2 separate regions of the Homo sapiens genome follow, and region 1 is linked to region 2. A link is an interaction called in ENCODE POLR2A ChIA-PET data of the cell type or tissue named here. Cell type or tissue: MCF 10A. All regions are shown on one strand. Links, peaks and the distances in the headings refer to the core of each region. The heading gives the core; the rest is flanking DNA.

Evidence for each region. ChIA-PET counts read pairs that join two places held together with the same protein. Peaks named below come from ENCODE experiments on the same cell type or tissue, not always from the same donor. Only the 100,000 strongest peaks of a DNase experiment are listed, where the experiment ranks them.
Region 1: POLR2A ChIA-PET joins it to region 2 with 11 read pairs; 4 of 35 experiments call an interaction of 5 or more read pairs at or near these places.

What each region holds. Positions count from the first base shown.
Region 1 is chr11:102,138,799-102,150,447 of GRCh38, reverse strand. All of the region lies in intron 2 of YAP1 (Yes1 associated transcriptional regulator), which reads right to left. Among named protein-coding and RNA genes, the nearest start is that of YAP1-DT, 34 kb to the right of the region's middle. In MCF 10A, for the core only: no CTCF peak of the experiment used is centred there; a DNase peak (open chromatin) is centred at 5,267.
Region 2 is chr11:102,218,418-102,230,066 of GRCh38, reverse strand. YAP1 (Yes1 associated transcriptional regulator) reads right to left here. Exons shown (of 9, transcript NM_001130145.3): 7 at 6,315-6,445; 8 at 2,486-2,598; 9 at 1-365. The coding sequence ends at 127. Among named protein-coding and RNA genes, the nearest start is that of BIRC3, 93 kb to the left of the region's middle. In MCF 10A, for the core only: no CTCF peak of the experiment used is centred there; DNase peaks (open chromatin) are centred at 3,176, 3,956 and 6,086.

The sequences.
Region 1 (11,649 bases), core at 2,046-10,045, 79 kb after region 2:
TAAGATAACTAAGCACTACGTCATCACTTTAAAATCTCCCAAGACACTGACTGGCAATACTTTACTTGGCCAAAGATCAAAACATTCTGAAACTTCTTGATTGGCAGACAAAAGACAAGGGATGCTAAAATGATACTTCTAATTTCTGTGCAAAGTAGTAAGCAGGCTGGGCGCAGTGGCTCACACCTGTAATCCCAGCACTTTGGGAAGCCGAGGCGGGAGGATCACCTGAGCTCAGGAGTTCAAGACCAGCCTGGCCAACATGGTGAAACCTCGTCTCTAGTAAAAATACAAAATTAGCCAGGCATGGTGGCACATGCCTGTAATCCCAGCTAATCAGGAGGCTGAGGCAGGAGAATCGCTTGAATCCACTAGACGGAAGTTGCAAGGAGCCGAGATAGCGCCACTACATTCCAGCCTGGGCCACAGAGCAAGACTGTCTCAAAAAAAAAAAAAAAAAAAAAAAAAAAGCACACTACTCAAAATCTCTTTTTTAGCAAATATCAGTAGAGCAGTGGAAAGACATACTCCAGTAATCTATATTTCTTCATATACGCAATTAGTTAATGAATGTTCCTGAGCAACAACTATGAGCAAAGTCATCATGCCAGGTGATGTCAGGTACAGAATAAGGGAGATCCAGTCTCCAACTGGAGTCCAAAGTTGCAACAGAACAAGAAAGAGGAGGAAAATTAATTTAATCTTTTATGTAACTGAAAACAAAGGTATTCATCGTTCCTTTCCCAAACAAATCCTTCCTACTTTTCCATGATCACAAAAGCAATATTAAGTTATTTACATACCATTTCTGTTTTTACTTTCTATACTCAGCAATAACAAGTTTGGCCAATCATTTCACATATACCTTAAAAGACTTAAACTATACTCCCTGTATCACAAGCCACTTCCATGTAAATTGCTAGGCCAGCTTCCCTTAAACATAACTGATGTTAGTCTTTCCCCTCCCTTGACAATAAATCTGCCTTCCTCTTTCATCCATCTCCTGGCTTAACATTCATTTTGAACCCTTTATCTCACTAGCTTCTTTTCTCTCTTGAAGGTATCCTATCAATTTCTAATCCAGCATACATATCATACCCATCTTATTCCATCTCCCTGTACAAACCATGTCTCTTCCTTCTCTTATCCTACAGCTTCTTCAAAGCCTGGCTCCAAAACATGCCTGTTCAGGAAGTTGCAGATTGACTCCAATGGCTGGTGATCTCCTATCTAAATGTGCTCAGGTTACATAGCATTAATATATCTTCAATTTGTTGCCTTTAGGAACAATTTCAAGATTTCCTCCAAATCCTCCAGTATGGTGTTTTGCCCAGAAATGTCACTTTAATAAGCAAAAGGAACTCATATTTCAAACTGTAACCAACAAAAACTACATAGCAACACATGAAGAGGTAAAAGATATCAGAATACCACACAAAGCAGTAAAAAAGTAATATTTTAATAGGCTCTATCTATCATTTGCAGCTAGTGGAACAACAAATAGTTATAACTGTACTAGAGAACTGTTTGGCAATATTAAAAGATTATAGTTAAACAGTCTGAAAATATACAGCCAATAAGTTATCAATCGGTTATGAGATCATTTATTTGTTCTTTTGGCTTTTATATACTTTCAAACATTTCCTCCTATATTAAATCTCTACATGTGCAATAAAAAGCATAATTTGTATATGTTCTTAAAAGTAGATTGATATAATGACCAAGAACAGACAGAAGGTGAGGAAAGGCATTTCAGATACTGATGTCTTGTCCAGAGAACAGTAAGAGAAATAATATCTTAAAAATATATTGAATAAATACTTTATAATGATTCTAGTGCTGTATGGTTACCCCCAAGTTGACACCAATACTGAGTATCATGAACTCTCATGGAATCCTTAAACTAGGCACATTAATGCCATCCAAAAACCATCAGTGTGTAGCACACGTTAAGTACACGGGATTTATTGAACTGAGTGAACCACCACTAAACCACCTAAGTCTTTGTCATAGCTCTTGTTTTTTTCAGTTCTTGTCTATCACACAACATTTCTCAGATAAACTTAATCCAAAGCTTCTCTTTTTGCAGAAACACAAGTGTCATAAATGTACACTTATTTCAGCTTTCAAACCAATGATCTTCTTAGGCTCCCCCAAAGCCTTGAAACCATGTGTTTATAGACAAGTCAGATGTTTACTTGCAGCTTAGAGATCAAAGCTGCAATCTCTTACAAGTCAACTAAGAAACACCAAAGTTTCCCAATTTTAAGCATGCTCTATTAATTTCATGTTATGAAACTGGCTAGAATTTTAAAACAGAGTAAAAGCATTCAAAATTCTTAAGTGTCTAATATAGACTACTCTGTGTTAATTATTCTAAATAACCAAGGATAGTCATAAAGCTAACACAATGCTAGAAAATTCAAAGATGCTTTCAAAATCCTTTCTATAACTTTAACTTCCACAATATACTCCAATAATTTCTAAAATCTACATAGTAGACATTTTCTTCTCCTTTCACATGACTATCATTCTAATATCTCTAATATGCCAGTTTTTAAAGCCTGTGGTATAGATGACAGAGAAATGGTGTGGTTAATATTAAGTAATATGTACATGGTTACGAAATGTTTAGTAAAAGCTGTTGAAAATAACTAAAATACGTAAGCAAAAGACAGCTAATGACCTGGTTTTAAGATAACTTAATGGTGAAATAAAAAAATGGTGGAGAAAAAAGATTTCCTAAAAACCCCAAAAATAAAAATAATATCACAGAGGCTCTGCCTGTGTAGAAGCCATCCTCAGGGGTGGAGATTCAATGCTGAAACAGATTCTGCCTGTACTTCTTGTTCAATAAGTTGGTCATATTATTTCATCTTTGAACTTCTTTTCCTCATCTGTAAATAGGGATAATGCGCACCTGCCTTAAGCATAAAAGGTGCTCAATGTTAGTTCATTTCCACCAGAGTCTGGATTTATTTCAGCAATTAAATTTAATGATTTCAAAAGGTAGAAAAGACTAGAAAGATCATCTTATTAGCCCTCAAACTCCCGCATGTACATGTAGAAATTTACTATAATATGTTTATCTCTTCATAGTATCAGAATAGAGACTAGAATTTACATCTAAAGATGACTACTGGAGTGTTCTGGCATACTACACTATAAATCCTCATGTGGCTATAATGAGGATTACATTAAAAAATGCAGCTAAAGCACAAAGCGCAGAGCTGGTTAAATAAACATTCAAATACATTTTAGTATATAACAGTGGTTACGTGGACTTTGGTGCCAGATTAACAGAGCTAGAATCCTAAGTGTGCCACTTATTAGTTCTACGATTTTGGCTGAACTGTACCCTAGCTTTCTCAAAAATAAAATAGAGATAACAGAGTTACTGTGAAGACTCACTGAGTTACTCCAGATAAAGGAATTAAAGCAGTGCCTAGCACAAAATAAAGACTCTCTAAATGCTAATCATTATTGTTATTATTGATAGATTTCAGAACAAATCATGCCCTTGAAATTCCCCTGAATATAGTAAAAGCCAGACACAGTATTTTAATTCCATTTAGCAACATTTGAGCACAAATTATTAGTTGTCGTGCTGGAAGAGGAATTAGAGATATGGACCCAAGAATGAAAGTTCCAGAAGCAAGGCAAGCACAGAATCTCAATTCTCCACCAGAATGGAAGTACCTTGTTTAATCAAAACTAAGATCCCATGAATTGTAAGAAGTACCCTAATTTCAGAGGTTAAAATGTAAAAAATAGACATATTAGAGTTGAGGAAATGCTATAGGAATAAAAATGAGTAAAGTAATGCTACAGAAGTTGGGATAAGGGAGGGGTTCAAATGTTATTAGTACGAGCTACAGGAAAAAGATGGTGACACATTTGAGTTAGATCTGAGAGCCTTAAACGATAAAGTAAAAATGAGGGGTGTGTAAGACCTTCTCAGGGTAAGTAGCTGAAGTAGTAAAGAGCATTTACAATGCTACCAATGCATGCATGAATATACAACATGTAAAAGAGGTGCATCTCTTCAGTACATCCAATTGGTGGTGTCTCACAGGCAGGAGAGAGGAGTGAGGAGGAGAGATGGCAGATGCAGATGAGGCTAGAGGCCGGGTGTGGTGGCTCACGCCTGTAACCCTCGCACTTTGGGAGGTCTAGGTGTGAGGATTGCTTGGGGCCAAGAGTTCAAGACTAACCTAGCCAACATAGTGAGACCCTGTCTCTATTTGTCTTTTATTAATTAAAAAAGAGGGAGGGAGAGATGAGGCTAGAAAGGTGATATGGGGCCAGGCTATGGACCTTAATCTGTAGGTCATCGTTCTATGACTTGTCCAAGTACATTACTTATATGTAATTTAACTAACTTAACTAACTAAACTGATTCCTTGACATTCTGACTTAACTAACTTGACCTAACTGAATTTTGATCAAATGATCTATCTTTACTATCTGGGTCAAAGAAGAGGGCTTCTCTTTTAGTCTCTCTGGCAGACAGCAGCTTCATAGCCACTTTTGTCCTGAAAGACTTCAAGACAGTCAGGAATCAAAACACTGCAAATACTGGAAAGTCCAATGAGCAAAATGAGTGAGCAAAGGAGTAAGGAAAGTAGAAATATATATAAGGCATCTTGGATCTGAGAATGGGAATAGTGAATTTATGAAGTATTATTAATCCTGTCCATAAGATGAAAACTTGTGAAGCTCACTATGTTCTGATTTTGAACAGTTCAAACTAATAGGTTATAAAATACAGTCAACATTTTACATTTACTGCCTCACAAATAACCTAATTCTTTGTCCTAATAACGTCTTTTACCTTCAATTTTTTTCTCAGTTCAATATTTATAATTTATAGAACTTAAGTTTTCAAGTATTAGAGACCTAGATGATACAATTATTATAGGTTTCTTATCAAATTGGTTACATTTAACATTAAAAATGGACACTTCTTTCCACAGTGTCTTTCCACATTTGATAGCAACTTCTATGGGGCAGGAGCAGAGGCAGGTCATACATATCAGTGGTATTTCTGATATACCAGAATTCCTTCATGAACTCTTTAAAGAAATTATTCACATTGTACCTCTCTTTATCCCTACAAAGAAATACTTGCTTGGCCACTCAAAACACAATTGGTGAGATTCTAACCAATTACTGGAGAACACCAAAAACACTGAGCTGAACTCCAATCATTAGGCAGAGCACTTCTATTCTTAGGAAAAGGAAGGGTTTGGTTCAGTTGGCAACAGTCCTGGCCTCTGGATCAAGAGGTCACAGTCTCACATTTCACATATGAACTCCGGTTTACAACTCTTGCTAATACTCCTGCAGAATAATTCAAGAGGCATTAAATGACAGCCTTACCAAAAACCAAGTATCCAGTAAAACTTCAAACCCAGAAATACAATATAGAAACAAATTTGACATACTAATCCCTCTTTTAAACAAAAGACTCTGTGCTCAGAAATAGCTGAGAGGGAGGGAAGGAGAAGGAGAGAGAGAGACAGAATAAGTGTGTGTGAGCATGAGTGTGTGAGCATGAGTGTGTGTATGTGTGTGTGTGTGTGTGTGTGTTTTGGCCAAAGGTAGGATAAATGAATTATATTGCATAACTACATCGACACGTTTTTAAACAGTAACCTATTCCAAAAAGGGTAAGGCAACATTCGCAAAATTAAAAGTAAGCTTCTGGTCTCTAAATATTTCTATTAAATAATTTAACTTCATGCTAGGCTGGTGGGCTAAAAATACAGAAAAAATTCTTGCAGAAATGAGATGCCATATCAAGTGATTTCATGTGAACAATCTACAAGCACACAACTCAGACAGGGTGGCACCAAGTGATTAACAGCCCTTTACAAAAATAGATAAATAATGTTGCAATACATGAGCTCTCATTTGAAATACTAGGCTGAATTCCTGAAAGCAGAAGCTTATTCTGCTCTTTAAAAATATGCATCCTAGAAAAATCAATAAGCCACATTACAAATTCATACAACAGGTGACTTACTTTAAATAGCAGAGGTTCTAAAATGGCATAAGGTAACTTTCTTTACATAAATTTTTTTCTCCAATTTAAATAATACAATTGAATATGTACTTTACTCCTATGGGAATAATTTGGCCCTAAGATCATGACAAGAACTATATAACCTGAACTAATTCTGTACATAGTTGAGAAAATATTACTGGGATTTCTCTATGTATATAGGCATAAATAATCATTTCTACAATGTCAAGAATTTTCACTTTTCATTAAACATTGGTTTCTCTGGTAATCACTACTTTCAGTGCTCAATCAGCTATGCTTATGGACTCTTGATCACAGGTCTGGAGCCAGAAAGCACCCTGGAGGTCATCCTGTCTCTTCTCAGGCTGGACTGCCAATGCTGGGATGCCCTCTACAAATATCTGTCAGCCTCTACATTTGCTTAGTTTTCTTTACACGTCTTTATGATGAAGGCCACTTTATCTTAATCAGGTACTATGAAAGAAATCATTCCTATTGCTTATCATTCCCAGAAGTGGGAAATTCCAAGCAGGACAGTTCCATTAAGGAGGTTATGACAAATGACTGTCAATTTGAATTTGCTACTGTTTTCACAGTTATCATACAAAAACTGAGCAACACAAGCATAAATGAAATCTTTATCAACTTCTAAGTCAATATGTAAGTACTAACAAGTAACCTGTTCGATTAAAACACTGGTTTTCAGATAAAACAAGATGGCTATGTAGCCTTCCTTTCATGCCTACACTATGTGTTCTGCTGTTAGCAATAGTCAGGTAATAAAGGGGAACATATATATGGCCCTTTACAGTTTATGTAGTAGTAGTATCACACATTATCGCACATACATAAAATAATCAAGGAAACTTGAGGGTTGGGGCAGATATGGGGGGTGTGCTGGCTAATGTTGGTGAACATTTCCACATCTGTACAATGAGGGTCTACCCATCTCATGGCTTGATGGATGTATTTGATGATATGAAAAAGTATATGCCAATCATATCTTAAATCTGAAAATTTTCCAGTTCATTCAACAACTATTTGGTAAGTGGATGGATACATCAGAATCATCTGGTGAGCTTCTGCAACAGTACTTAATTCTTCCTTATTGATGCCACTTCTTTTAAGGAACATAGCAAGTGCCCCAGTTTAATTCAACAAGTATTTACTGATCACCAAATGAATAAGTATGCCATATGAGATACTACAGAAAACGCAATATAGTCTATATTTCTCTTAACCTATGCCAAAACTTGTTGAAGGGCAAAAACAAAAAAACAAAAAAAACCTTTTAATGGTTGCAGAGAGGCAGCCATAGGGTCACAGAAACTGCTCCTGCTTTGGAGTGACACATACCTGGACGGGTGAACCTGTTTAAGTTACTTAATCTCTTCAAAGCAGGCCCCCAATTTATAAAACAGTTAACTATGAAGAGGATTAAAAGAGGTAACACACGTTAAGAGACTACACCTAAGTATTTAAGATACAGTTGCTCTCACTTCAAAGCAGTAATATCAAATGCAGGACATAAAACAAATGTTATATGCTCAAAACGAAGTTCCTATCAATTACTAAAAAAGTTTGAAAATATCTTATTAGCCACAAACGGTTCTTTGAAATTAAATCTAAGTATAAATTATTACCCTACTCATAAAATAAAAAAAAATTCTAAGTTTTACTTGACAATCCAAACAATCTAAAACTAAAACTGATTGTAAAGAATAAATTCTGAAAGCTATGGAAAGTGACACATACAAAACTTCTGAGTTGTACTTGACAATCAAAACAGTCTAAAACTAAAACTGACTGTCAAGAATAGATTCTCAAAGCTATGGAAAGTGTCTGGCTATGCCATGGCTCTGACATCAATGAATAGCTCTTCCCTCAGAAGGCTGAAGACGGCCCTTTTTTGGCTCTCAGGAATGGTGACTGCCTCAGTCTTCATGCTAAGAGAAAAGTACAAATCAGAAACAGCTGCAAGTTAAAATCTCAAACTTCTTTAATTTCTTTTCCACAGTTTGACAGATAATAAACAATTTGTGATATGTTAGCATTTTCTCAAACAGGACAAATATTGCTTAAAATTACTTTGCATTCTTACCAAAACTACAACCAAAAACTAATCATCGATCTTTCTCTAGAAAGGTTGGCCCTCTCTTTTTCAGCCCTAAATATCAACTCCCTCTTAATTTCTACCTAAATTCTATAATGTCACTGTTAGAGCTTTTATTCTTCATTTTCCTCCAAAATATCAGTTAAGTAACAGTAAGAAAAATCCTTCTGAAAATACTCCTCCTATTGCCAACATTACTAAATCTTCTGGATTAATGATAACATTTATATATTAAACTTATACTTTATTCTACATGAAAAACACTGCAAATACAATGTTATCACACTAGAAAATATATATAGACTTGAGAATTCACAGGAAATCTATTGAATTTCACAGCATTTTAGAGCTGCAAAAGTTCTTACGAATCACATATTCCAATCCCCGAATTTTACAAATGAGGAAAACAATGCTCCAGAATTCAGTCAGTAAATCAGCTGGCACACCACATTCTCAAATATCTATTGCATACCAGACAAACTATGCTAAGTGCATAAGACACAATGGTGGGTCCAATGGGCCTTACCACATCTAGTGGAGGAGAATAAGCAATCAGGCACCTAAAATTCAAATGAGAGGAAATTTTTTTAACCAAATGCAGAAATACTAAAATTACATGTTGTTATAAAACCATGACAGATAAAGCAAAGTCAACAAAAGGATTCAATACAGAATAAAATCCTATTCTGTCTATTCTTATCCATCTTTCAAATACAACCAAAGACCAAACTTCTCCAAGAATTCCAACACAGAAGTAAGTCTCTCTTTTTTTCCTGAGTTCCTAAGCTACATTACTTAGGGCTTACCACATTGTTTAGCGCCAACTGGATATTTTTTCATACCACTTCTTACCATTGCACCCACCTTGCCTCCTAACCGAGGACAGGGACTGCATTGCTCTCAATCCTTGTCCCATACCTCTGAGCATGGTGCTGAAGCTTTATAAAGACACCAAAACAGGTAAAAATAAGTCAATGCTTCTGAAATGACTGGGAACACGAAAATAGTTCTCAACTTCTTTTTGGTGAGCATTCATATTGTGCTGCATCTCTATGCTAGGCACACAAGACACAATATCAAGTCCAAAGTGAAAACTCATATTCCCAATGCAGTGTAGTTGTGAAAGGCCATGAGGGACTCCCAAGGCAGACTTTGGACAGGAAAAATCTAGGTAGACTCTCTAGAGGAATTAACACCTGAGCTGAATCTTAAGGGAATGTATATTTCATTTAAATCGTTCCGGAAAAGATGGGGGTGAGGCACAAAGGTGAGGCAACAACATCTAAGGACCACTTCCCAAAAGCCACCATTCAGTGAAATAGAAATGTCCTCAATTTCAATTTATGTAACAGAACTAGAAAATTTCTCTCAGTTGTAACTGCCACAGTTAAGAAACTCACTATTTCACCCAATCTTACTGAAACCCAAGAGAACGTAGGGATTAAGATGTCTTTTTTTTTTTGGGAAATGGAATCTCACTCTATTGCCCACGCTGGAGTGAAACAGCACGATCTCAGCTCACTGCAACCTCCACCTCCCAGGTTCAAGTGATTCTCCTGCCTCACCCTCCCAAGTAGCTAGGATTACAGGTGCGCACAACCACGCCCGGCTAATTTTTGTATTTTTAGTAGAGACAGGGTTTCACCATGTTGGCCAGGCTGGTCTCAAACTCCTGACCTCGTGATCCGTCCGCTTTGGCCTCCCAAAGTGCTGGGATTACAGGTGTGAGCCACCACGCCAGGCCTAAGATGTCATTTTTAAAAGGCCTAGTAATCTGGGGGACATCCTTTAATGACACTGTTCTTTCTCTTTTTAGTGTGTGTTGCTATCATGCGTAGTTTTGTTGGCATGGGGGGTACTGAAACAGATTAAGAAATACTTCTCTTTTATAGAATGCCCATATGACTTTTAAATATCCTAGATTATTATATTAAATGTGAACACTTTCAATTTAGAGTAGATTTCAATCCTCAAAACATAATTCCTATCAATTGTTGCTTTCTTGAAATGAAAATCATAGATATTGCTAAAAACTAATTTTCTAGTAGCTATATAAAATTTTCCTTGAAATTGAATTTTTTCCAGAACAATGGAAAAATACAGATTTTTTTTTTTACAGGGACAGAGAATAACATGCAACAACACCCAATTTTTTTTACACTATCAGACTATATATACAGAAAAGCTACTATGCTTTAAAACTTTGACACCAAAAAGTGGAAAGGTTCTAAGATTCACAGGTTAGAAGAGTCCTATTTAGGATAAACCCCTGTTAATATTATCCAGAGCAGATTAAAGCTCATTGATTTTCAGTTCATCATTTGCTGATACCAAATCAAATTTTCCAGCCAAATTCAGATAAGCCAATTTCATCCTTTGATGATAAAAAACACAATTAGGCTATTTTCATTTTCTGTCACCATTTAAAAAAAAAGCTCACAAAACCCTACACAAAAATAAATGATGTTTTCATAGGTAGGCAACAAAGCAATCTACAATCTAAAATCAAATTCCCCTCAAACACAGATTCCAGGTCTACAGGATATAATTCCTTTGACAGACAACCCAACATCTGTTTTTATAAGCGTAAGTAAAACTGCTGGAAAAATCTGCATAAAATCTGCATTTTATGATAAGATGGTTTGATTTTAAGTAACTAAAAGGGAGTAGGGGATGGGGGAATCATTGTATTCTTAAATGCTGAACAATCTCCCGAACACCCAAAAACTAGCTTATATCCTGTAACTGCTTAATAATCTACCAGTTAACAAAGCGGGTTTAGAATGCCTGAAACCCTTGCTCTTTACAAAGTAGGCAACTGATAAACACTGCAGAGGGAAAACTTTGCACAGCAGTAGTTTTGAACTCACTCCACACAGACTGCAGGATGGGGGCTTGAATGACTGTTGGCCTGCAATCACGGACTTGCTCAGCAACTTTGCTATAATAGCTTCAAATTGCAGGCCTGAGGAAATGCTCCATAAATAGCTGCTCTTTTTTCTCGCAAAGCCTCTTCATAGACCCAATACAACTCCACTACCAAAAATGGAGGAGTCACCATGGACTTTTTTTTTTTTTAAGTCAAGAGAACAACTAGGAATATCCTGCTAATCATGTTACTCATTTTGGGAGTATGAATCACAGTGCCGAAATCTGATTCACTGTTTAAAATCAACTTTTGGATAACAAAAAATTACAATGGATTAAATCAGTTTTTATAATCACTCAATTTCATGAAGAGAAAAAAAAAAAACTTGTTTTCATGGGCCTTTAGAGAAAGACATATATGCTTTGCTTTTGAAATTAAATGTCTGAGAATGTGTTAATTACCCTCCAGTGAAGCAGTGCTCCTTAAGTGTTCATTCATAAGAAACCTGGACACGTGTGATGTAATCACAGAAAACATTTCTGGGAAGCAGGAACCACAGGAATATAACAATCATCCTAAAGCCACTGCAAGTATTCGCCTCCTGCATTATTTTATCTATATTTATGTATATAGATACCC
Region 2 (11,649 bases), core at 2,235-10,234:
TCTTGCTGGACGTTTGTTCATCTTTTTCTGTATTAGCCTGAAAACTGCAACTGGCTTATGGAAATTTCCGGTGCATGTGTCTCCTTAGATCCTTCACAGATTTAGAATTCAGTCTGCCTGAGGGCTCTATAACCATGTAAGAAAGCTTTCTTTATCTAGCTTGGTGGCAGCCAAAACAGACTCCATGTCATTAAGGATGTCAGAACTCAAAGCTTCCTGCAGACTTGGCATCAGCTCCTCTCCTTCTATGTTCATTCCATCTCCTTCCAGTGTTCCAAGGTCCACATTTGTCCCAGGAATGGCTTCAAGGTAGTCTGGGAAACGGTTCTGCTGTGAGGGCAGGGTGCTTTGGTTGATAGTATCACCTAGTGGAAACACACAGAGATAACAAAGTCCTTTTTGAAAAGCTAACATCAGGGCTGTATCATATGAGCACAGAGAAATGCACAGGGAAAGAAAAGCGCTCCTGACTGACCTAAACTGATACCTAGAATTTATATCAGGTCAAACAACTCACAGATAACAAAATAACAATGCCAAGTTTACTTTTGCTTCAACATTGTTCAGATATCCAATAACAGCTTGATTGCTATTATGTGCTGAGCACTAAAGGAGTCATGAAAAAAATAAAAAAGCCCTTGAAAAATTATATGCAGCAGCGGGAGAAAGAACAAGTACACAACACGACAGCATCACTACCCTGTCTTCCAGATAAGCACCACCATAATAAGACTAAACATAAACATGAGTGGTATAGACCTACCTTGGCCTTAAATATACTTTGGGAAACACTAAAATAGAAAGACTGCAAGAATACTTTATTCTACCCTTAGGAGATGCACCTTCCTAACAGCAAAACAAGCCTTCCCAGAGGGCTTTGAATAAATCCATCTTCCTAGCCTTGCTTCTAGGTTTCCCAAACTTACTTGGCCACAGAGCCTTTTTTGCATATGACAACATTAACACTCCTCAGAGCTTCAATAGAACATACTTTCAGAAAAACTAACATAAACCATTAAGTGCTACAGGGGTCTGGAGAAGAGAGCAATACAGATTAGAGGAGTAAGTAAAGGTGTTGTGTGTGAAATGGGTTTGAAGTGGCTCCTAAGGATGATTTAACATCTAGATAATCAGAGAGGAGGGGTAGTGTGGATTCTAGAAAGCATCAAAGCCAGGAGCTGGATGAATACAGGCACAAAAGCCTTGCTAAACACTTTCAGAATAGAAGCAGTTAGTGAAAGAGTTGGTAGCTAAAGAACAGCTTCATTTCCCTGCCAATTCATGCACTCTGGCAGTTGTCAACTCTAGGGCAATGGTTGCCAGGTAAGCCACAGGAGAAATGCTTCCGTAATTACCCCTGTGAGGCAGGTATTTCTTAGCTCCTGCAAGACCCCTGCAACTATTCTTTTTTTTTTTTTTTTTTTTTTTTTTTGAGACGGAGTCTTGCTCTGTCACCCAGGCTGGAGTGCAGTGGTGTGATCTTGGCTCACTGCAACCTCCGCCTCCCGGGTTCAAATGATTCTCCTGCCTCAGTCTCCCGAGTAGCTGGGATTACAGGTGCATACCACCACATGTGGCTAATTTTTATATTTTTAGTAGAGACAGGGTTTCACCATGTTGGCCAGGCTGGTCTTGAACTTATGACCTCACGTGATCTGGCTACCTCGGCCTCCCAAAGTGCTGGGATTACAGGTTTAAGCCACCGCACCTGGCCTTCTGCAACTATTCTAACAAAGTAAGTGAGCCCCACCTCCTAGTCTTTCCCACCTGGTTTCCTGAGCCCCATAACACTTAAGGTGGACCAAAAACTCTTAGAGAAAAGATGAAGACAAACACTGAATTACATGTAGACATCTCTCAAAATTAAGGACACTAATCTATAAGGAGAGAGATGTTCTAACAGGGTTGTCAGTTTGTCCTGCCAATTAAGATCAACATGCTAACATAAGTCATGTTATCAGAGTTTTATTCAAATAGAGCTAATATATCCAATTTATGATTTTTTTTTTTTTTTTTTGAGAAGAGGTCTCATTCTGTCACCCAAACTGGAGTGCAGTGGTGTGATCACCGGGGCTCAATCCATCCTCCCACCTCAGCCTCCTGAGTAGCTGGGACTACAGGCATGTACCATGACAGCTGACTTATTTTTGTATGTTTTTTTATAGAGATGGGGTTTCACCATGTTGCCCAGACTGGTCTTGAACTCCTGGGCTCAAACAATACACCCACTTTGGCCTCCCAAAATGCTGGAATTAGAGGCATGAGCCACTGCACCCGGCCAATCCATGATATATATTTTTTTAAACTAGGAAAAGACAAGTTACAAATCACCGTATAGAGACAAAGCAGGATCAATTTAATTCAAATTTACAGGATTTTAATTGGTTTTCTTCTGAATCATCTTTGCTTACAATACCTTATGAGACCTGGTGATAACATATCCCACTGTTAAGTCAGGTTACTAAGAGGAATAAAGAATACCAACCTGTATCCATCTCATCCACACTGTTCAGGAAGTCATCTGGGGTTCGAGGGACACTGTAGCTGCTCATGCTTAGTCCACTGTCTGTACTCTCATCTCGAGAGTGATAGGTGCCACTACATAAACATGACAGTTAAAGACCAACACAAAAAATTTTAAAAATCAATTCAAGGTAAAAATAAACACCTGCTGAGCAGCAACATAATTCTCAAAGAGGATTAGTGAAAATTCCTGTCCTGCAATGTCTGAAACAAGCACCCTCCCTCAGGGCCATAGACAGGGCTTGTGCTATGAAGTGAAATAGACAAGTTAATCCTAATTGAAGCTGGCAGCTCTAAGGAACCAAGATTTCTCCTAAGGTTCTGTGCTTGGTGACAATAAGGGACAAAAAAAGATACCCCCAGTTAGTTTTCCTGGCTGACAGAAAATTCTCTGCATCAGTATTCTCCTCTCTGTAATATCATTTGAATCTGGGGGTGCGGAGGAACCCATACAACTTACTTGTCCCAAGGCCTCAATTCTCCAGGTGGTGGTGGCACAGAGACGTCACAACACAAACTCCAGGTGGGCGAGGAGACAGGTCTGCACTAGACTCAAGTTAAATTCCTAGCTATTGTGCAGAGAACATAAGCCAAGGAAAAATCAACCCCAAATAAACCACCAGAATTCCTTTTAGGACTGAGCCAAAATAGGTGAGTCACTGCCAATAAGATAAGAATACTCGTGGCTTGATCTCCTTGCTTCTGTGTTTGGGCGGGGGAGGAAAAAGCCTCAAACACTTCAGTACGAAACGAAACGGGAAATCATATAGCTCCAGTTAAAGAAAAGAGCAAAACAAAAAACTGCAAGGCACATCCCTTGAAAATAAAATGACCCAACACAGATTTTCACTTTAGACTAAGTAAGGTTTCCCAGATTTACATTAAAAGTATGGTAAATATCCATTACCCTGAGAAATAGAACACTTTCCTAAGCTAGTAGCATCTAGACATCAGCTGGCATTCCCTGAGTTCTACTAACTCTACAAAATCTTAGAGAAACGCATAAAATCAAGGCAGCTGTTATTCTTCAATGGTCTGTGTGAGTGTGAACTTCAACTTTCTCTACGGCTTGTACATTTAATAAGCAGCTATTTAACTTACATAAAAGTTAAAAAATAAAAACAAGTTTAACAATTGCTCAAGGCTAAAAGCTCAGTCAATACCCCAACTGCCTTCCCTAAATGATGCAATGCATTTGCCTTGTTCTCTCTCTCCCCTCATTCTATATACTGCCATCACTGGTTTACTCTAATGCTTCTGCCAGATTTTGCCAAGGCTCAAAAGCCTCACACAGATCCAAGAAAACACACATTTGCCTCTGAGACCATTGGTATACAATGCAGCCATATATGAGAAGGCCTCAGGATGTGGTTTGTTTGTATTTTGCCTGCCCTGATCTGGGACAAGAGCCTGGTCCTAGTCATCACTCTATTCGGCTGCTAAGCATGGGACACACATCAGACATTTTAGTCTATTACTGAATAACTGAACTTACAGAGTTGCGCAGAGTTCATTCCAAACCACAGGGGAAGCACATGGGCATTCCTGAGGACAGAGTTTACAGGGCCATTTTCCTGGTGAGGAACTGCTCCCTGCAGAACCCCACTTCCTACAGGCCCCACTCATTCAGTAAACATTCACTGAGCATCTGCTACTACATGACAGGCATTAGACTAGGCTTTGAGGATAAAGAGGTTAACAATCACCACCACCTACAAACAATGTTTTGTGAGAGGCTCACAACTTCAAGGAGGGAAATGAACAAATATACTAATGAATCATATTTAGGGGCTATATGAACTCAGATGTAAGCACAGTGCTTTCAGAACAAACAGGGAGCTTAGAAGTAAAGGGTAAAAGTTTCATGGAGGGGGACATCTGAGTGAGCTTTGAGGGTAAAAGTAAAAGGGAACTAAGGGAACTCAGCATTACTACTAAGAGTCAATGCCAAGGCAAGTTGGGGCAAAAAGTATTTAGAGCTTAAGGAATATACATAAATCAAATAGTAAACAAGGGAAAAACCATCAAGAGGTTTTTTTGTTTGTCTTTTTGTTTTTTGAGACCAAGTTTCACTCTTGTTGCCCAGGCTGGAGTGCAACGGCATGATCTCGGCTCACCGCAACCTCTGCCTCCCGGGTTCAAGCGATTCTCCTGCCTCAGCCTCCCGAGTAGCTGGGATTATAGGCATGCGTGACCATGCCCAACTAATTTTGTATTTTTAGTAAAGATGGGGTTTCGCCATGTTGGTCAGGCTGGTCTCGAACTCTTACCCCAGGTGGTGGTCCACTTGCCTTGGCCTCCCAAAGTGCTGGGATTACAGGCATGAGCCATCATGCCCAGCCAAGAGTTGTTTTTTTTTTTAAAGAAAAAAAAAGTCAAAGTCAGATGTATGTTATTATTAGAAACTGGGGGTACTGCAGAGAATGCATATACAATTCTGCCCTTAGATTAGTAACACTGATTATCTGCCACTCTGATCTTCCCAGAAAATAGAATCTCAAATTGTAGCCCAGCTCTCATCAAAAGTTTTAAGAAAAAAAATCTTCATAAGTGACTGTCAGAAGGATATGCAGCCTATCCATTTTTAAAATGGTCTAATTTTTATCCCTGGGATTAATATAGCCCCTTCAACAAGACAGGTACTGGAATTACATGGATATGAAATTTTCCTTGTTGGAAAAAAAGTTCTGAGGCTATGCCTCTCTTAATTAGCCTCAGTTTAAGTCTAGAACTATAATCTTATATAAATACACTTACTTTTAGAACTTTAAAGTGTATGTCAGAAGAGTAAATACAAACTTAAAATACATTTTAGATGGTCTTCAAAATCAAACCTTCCAACTAGGCCACCAGTACTAATCTTAAAAACTGAGTAAATGGTGAATTCTATTGCACTAAATACTTTTAGCAGGATAAGATATTTTCTCTTGGAATTACTAAGTTTCCAATTCAATTGGTGAGAACTGAAAAGGTGGTGTAATAGTTTTCCTAGTGCAAAATACCTTTGAGTATTTAAGAAAGTGTGTTATTTAAATCAGTTAGAAAAGGAATCCAAAGCGTAAACTAATCCCATATTTTAAAAAGTTTGAAACTCCACAACCTAGAAGAAGGAATTTTAGTTAAATCTTAATCTTAAATGACTTCCTAGGCAAAGAATATGACCTGTTTCAGCTTACAGACTTCAAAATGGCAGTTTATGTAATATTGCAATCTGTCTGAAACCCAGGATTTGTGGTAACTCACTAAGAAGCATCCCTAAGCTATGTTATTTTCAAATACTGCCGTTAATCTTAGTGCATTTTTGAAAGAGGCACAACCTTACATTTTATCTCCTTGGACTATAGCCCTTAAGAACATGAGGCCTTACAGTGCTGCTGGGTGAAACGTTTTAGCTTGAATAGCTATGTGGAAAATTCCTTCCAGTGATCCTTATAATGCAATCCTAAGTAGGTTTAACATGAAATTCATTTGCTTTCACAGAAAGGCATTCACATGTTCCTTCATGATTCTGTAATTTTAAGTAACTGTTAGTCAACAGTATAGGCAGAAGCAAACACGTCATGACTTTGAATAAGTATCCCTTGTACAAGTCTGAACAGTTCACTTCCTCTCACAGGAGACAACTTTTAATCCTCAACTCTGCATGTACTTGCCATTTACAGAGAGATTCATTTACAGCTATGGTTTTTGGCCCACACAGATGTTCCAAATAGCCTATTACAAGCACTAAGCAGAATGATTTTAAAGCAATGATCCTTTTCAGATATTCACCAGTAGCAACTTTCACCAACCTGTTAAGGAAAGGATCTGAGCTATTGGTCGTCATTGTTCTCAATTCCTGAGACATCCCGGGAGAAGACACTGGATTTTGAGTCCCACCATCCTGCTCCAGTGTTGGTAACTGGCTACGCAGGGCTAACTCCTAATTAAAAATAAAGCCAAAGAGAATCAATCTACTGATTAACACATTTAATGTTAGGTTTAAAGAAATAAAACGTTCATCAGAGTAACCGTGCAGATAGATTAAAAACATCTACTTTAAAGTTAATACATTTCCCAATCAGAATGACCTAATTCTATCCATTTCAAATGACTAAAAATTAAGTTACATATATTTAAAGTCTGTCTAGTCATATTAACCACCCCCCACCCTATATACATTTTGCTACTTTGTTTTCTTTTTGTTATTTTCCTTACTCTGGAAGATACTCCCAAATCCTCCTTTGGGTTATTATAGAATGGCAAGTCTGGTCTTTAAAAAAAAATTCTTCTTTTTTTTTTTTTTTTTTTGTTCTTCAAGACGGAGTCTCACTCTGTCACCAGGCTGGAGTGCAGTGGTGCAATCTTGGCTCACTGCAACCTCCGCCTCCTGGGTTCAAGTGATTCTCCTGCCTCAGCCTCCCGAGTAGCTGGGACTACAGGCACGCACCACCACGCCCAGCTAATTTTTTGTATTTTTTTTAGTAGAGACGGGGTTTCACCATGTTACCCAGGATGGTCTCGATCTCTTGACCTCGTGATCCACCCGCCTTGGCCCCCCAAAAGTGCTGGGATTACAGACGTGAGCCACCGCGCCCGGCCCTAAAAAAATAATTCTTAAAGTTTGCTTTTACTCGACAACTCTTATATGGTTTTGTGTGTTTGGAACCCCCCGACCCCCTCCCCCGCCAAAAAAAAAGAAGTAGGAAGAATAGCATCTGATGATTTTACTATAAGACACCAATCCTTCCCCAACCCCCAACACTATTTCACACTTTGCTATTAAATGTCTCATTTTGACTTTAGGTTTTTCTATCCTGAGCTGGATAGAATATGTTCCATCCTCTAGCAGGGAGAGAGGAGGAAAATGAAAAAAAGACATCAGAAGTTAAAACACAAACCCAAGGCTTCTCCACCACAAACATAATATTTAAAATGGGGTAAAATTTCTTCAGGGTCATCCAACAATTTCTCAGCAGGATTCTCCCTGTAAACCTGAGCAAAGGCTGTAGGTTGCTACTCTGATGGTTGCAGAAGGCCTGCCTTCAAGGGCTTCCAAACCTCCCAGGTTTCAGCCTGTATTTGCCCAGGACCTCAAAAACAGTTCATCTCACTGTGACCCATCCGTAGCACACTCATTACTACTCTGTCCTTTTTCTCTCCTTTATCTGTTCACTGTTTCTTACCCTCCTAAGAATTTTCACTGTGCCTCTCCACCTATCGTAAACATCATCTCTACTAGACCATCAGCTTTCTTTCCCTCTACTTTTTGGGTTTGATTTGAAATACATACAGTTTCTTATCACAAAGGATACTGGCCTGACTCCGTCATCCTTCCACACAGCTTTCTGAGCCAAGTCTGCTCACTGAGGCACGGCCCCACCATCTCCAGCCCTCACCTCCACAATCGCCATGGGGTCCTGAAGTATGGAAAGCTTCTCCTAGCTCTACGCTGCCACTTCTAAACTACAATTCTCCTGCATGCAAATACCACTTATTTTTCTTTAGGTTTATGCCTTCTGGATATACCATCCTTTAAACCAGAGTTTCTTAACCAGCGGACCATGACAGAATTCAGAGAGTCTCTGAACTTCAATGGGGTAAAAAAAAAAAAATTACACATTAACTTTCGCTAAATTTGTCAACATTTTCTCCAATGTAGTATGCACCATTAGTATTCACTGTACCTAACTTTTCACCAATAGAACATATAAATGTTTTCATATCACATTGTAGTTGTTGCAAATATTTTAAAATACCATTTATGATCATTGCTATTTCAATGCTACAGTAGTTACGTTATAAGATGTGCTTCTAGATTTTTTTTTTTTTTAATCTTTTTGAGACAGGGTCTCACTCTGTCACCCAATCTGGAATGCAGTGATGCAATTATAGCTCACTGCAGCCTTGACCTTCTAGGCTCAAGTGATCCTCCTGCCTCAGCCTCATGAGTAGCTGCAGCCACAGAGGCACACCACCATACCCAGCTAATTTTTTGTATTTTTGTAGAGACAGGGTTTTGCCATGTTGCCCAGCTGGTCTCAATCTCCCAGGCTCAGATGATCTACCCTCCTTGGCCGCCCAAAGTGCTGGCATTACAAGCATAGGCCACTGCACCCAGCCTTAGATCTTGTTATTTATACATTAAAAAGAAGCACGTTATATCACAAGTTTCTATTTAATATTTTCTTAACTGTATCAATGAAATTCCTTTTCTTTTCAATCCTGTACTTTAAAAAAAAACAAACACCAATGTCCTGAGAGGGAACCTAGGGACTTGGCCAAATGCCAAAATTGTTTGCCTGTCTTCCCTGCAAGGTAAACTGCTTCTTGTACTCAAATTTACTGATCTCTTCGTTACTCCATCTTATATACGGGAAAATTCTGGAGTCTGGTCAAAGCCTCTTGCCACTCCAAGTATTCTCCATGCCTCTTAACATGCTTCAGTATTAAATGGACAATTCACTTAACCTGACAGCTTCCTGAACCTTCTGGATTCCAGTGACCTTCATCTCCACTCCACTCAAACACCCATTGCACAGCCACTAAGATCCTGTTATTTGAAACCAAACCAACTCTAAAATCTTAAGTCATGTTTTGAGACGATGATCAGTGTTTCTCTTCATTCCAACTGCATTCATCACATTGGAATTATGACCTCCATGCATAAAACCCATATAATAACCCATTGTTGAAATGCCGGGATCGCCTTTACACCGAAATGATACTGACCACTTCATCACTGTATTTCAATCATTAATTCCCTCAGTCATACCCAAGAACTGGCTTAGAAACTTCTCTCCCCAAAATCTTACATGCACTTATTTTACTTTCTCACATTTTTTTCTAACCAGTTCCTGCATAGACTCATGTCCACTCTACCAGCCCTCCAACCTCAGAGACTCCAGACCCATCTCTCCTTACTAGTCTAGTCTATTGGCTGTCTTTTGGTATCTTATTTTTTTTTCTCCTTCCCTACAAGCTTAAATTCATGACTGATCATTCAAAACAGCATAAGCACCTTTTAGATTCCTGATGTACATATAATTTTATCTCAGCCCAGCAAATCCCAACCCCAAAGCAATGCCAAAGTGTATTTGTTCCATTTTCATTCTGAGATTGCTGAGAAATGCTAAGGGAAAAGAAAAAAAAGAAATCACATAACTATCCAGAATGTTATCATTACAAATTAAAGGTCTTTGGTTTTGGATGGACCCTAGTACCACTTATTGGTTTTTTTGTTTTGTTTTGTTCTTGGTCAGTTGTTTTTCACATCCTCATGGTCACTACTCCAAATATGGCATACTATCTCAAGCCCCTATTCAGGGAAGTCCATTTCTTTTCTTTTCTCTTCCTCCAAATTTTTTTGTAGAGACAAGGTCTCACTATATGTCGCCCAGGCTGGTCTTAACACCTGAGCTCAAGCGATTGGCCTCCCAAAGTGTTAGGATTACAGGCGTGAGCCACCATGCCCAGCCAGTGAAGTCCATGTCTATTTCTTTTCCATCTACATTAGAACACTGAGGCCATTGGCTGGGTGTGGTGGCTCACGCCTGTAATCCCAGCACTTTGGGAGGCTGAGGTGGGCGGATCATTTGAGGTCAGGAGTTGGAGACCAGCCTGACCAACATGGTGAAACCCCGTCTCTACTGAAAATATAAAAAAATTAGCCAGGCGTGGTGGCGTATGCCTGTAGTCCCAGCTACTCAGGAAGCTGAGGTTGCAGTGAGCTGAGATTGCGCCACTGCACTCCAGCCTAGGTGACAGAGCGAGACTCTGTCTCAAAACAAAAAACAAAAAACAAAACAAACAAAAAAAACCAGGTCATCAGGTATAATCTTTGATTTTTCTGGCCCCTCTTGCCACCTCTTCCTGCTTGCCTCAAAAGTAACTTCATTTATACTCATCATCTTTTTAACTTTTCTTGCAGTCTTATGGGGATCCCTCTTATTTCTTTTCTATCTTCTACTTTTGACTCCTCCCATGCTCATCTTACAAAGTGAGAAGTGACTTTAAAACAGTGATACTACACTCATTGTAGTCTGTCTGTGGGAGGACACATCCTCTCAATACCATGCCTTTCTTCCGTATTATTTAAGACCTGGTGAAGGCACTACCTTTTTGAAGAAACTCTCCGTGGTGATCCCATCTCGATCTTGAGATTGGATTAGACACAGACATGTCATGTCTTTAACATCCTGAACACAGCACTTATCACAAAATATCGTAATTATTTTTGCTGTACCCCCTAAGGCCAGAGTGAATGAATTACTCTGGAGCATAAAACAACTTAAAATTCCTTGAAGAATTTATTTTGCTCTTAAAATATGAGGATGTATTTAACAATAAACTTTAAAATGAATAAAATTATAGACTCCAGAAAAGGCTGATGCCTAGGGTTCTGTGACAAACATGGGAGTATTGGAGAATATTCTAAAGACTCTCATTTGCTTTTTATCAAAGAAGGTATGCTCCTGTTTGTAGCACAAAACAAATATATAACACTAAACTGTAAGTCATAACTAAAATAACTGAATTGGCTATAATTTTCATATTATTTTTACAACTTTTTATTTTAGCCTTTTAAATAAAATTCCTACTTTTTATTAGGTTAAAACTAGTATCATGTGCAGACTAGACTCTCCATGTTCTTGCTGCTTTGAATTTGGCCACTATGTTTGTTAAAAGCCGTGAAATTTTTACTTTTTACTTCATTTAACAACTGAATTTCTATGTCAGCAGACACTGCAGAACCAACTATGCAGATTTATAAAGAAAGATAACTTAGAGATGTCAGTAAGCAGGGAAATCATTCCAAGTTACCTAAGGAGATATCCGACCCCTTGAAGGGCTATGGAAACACTCTTCTCATTAAACCTATATTTGAGCCATGACTAACAGTAACTAACCTAAGGATTCACCTAAATTAGACTTGAAAGAATCAATGAAAAAAAGACACTTTACTTACTGGTGGCAGGAGTGTATTATTAATCAAATAGGGAAGAATTTGGCATGAAAACAAATATAGTTAGCCTTTCATATCCGTAAGGCAACCAAGTATGGATCGAAATATTCGAGAAGAAAAATGGAAGGCTGTGTCTGTACTTAACATATATAGACTATTTTTCTTGCCATTATTCCCAATAC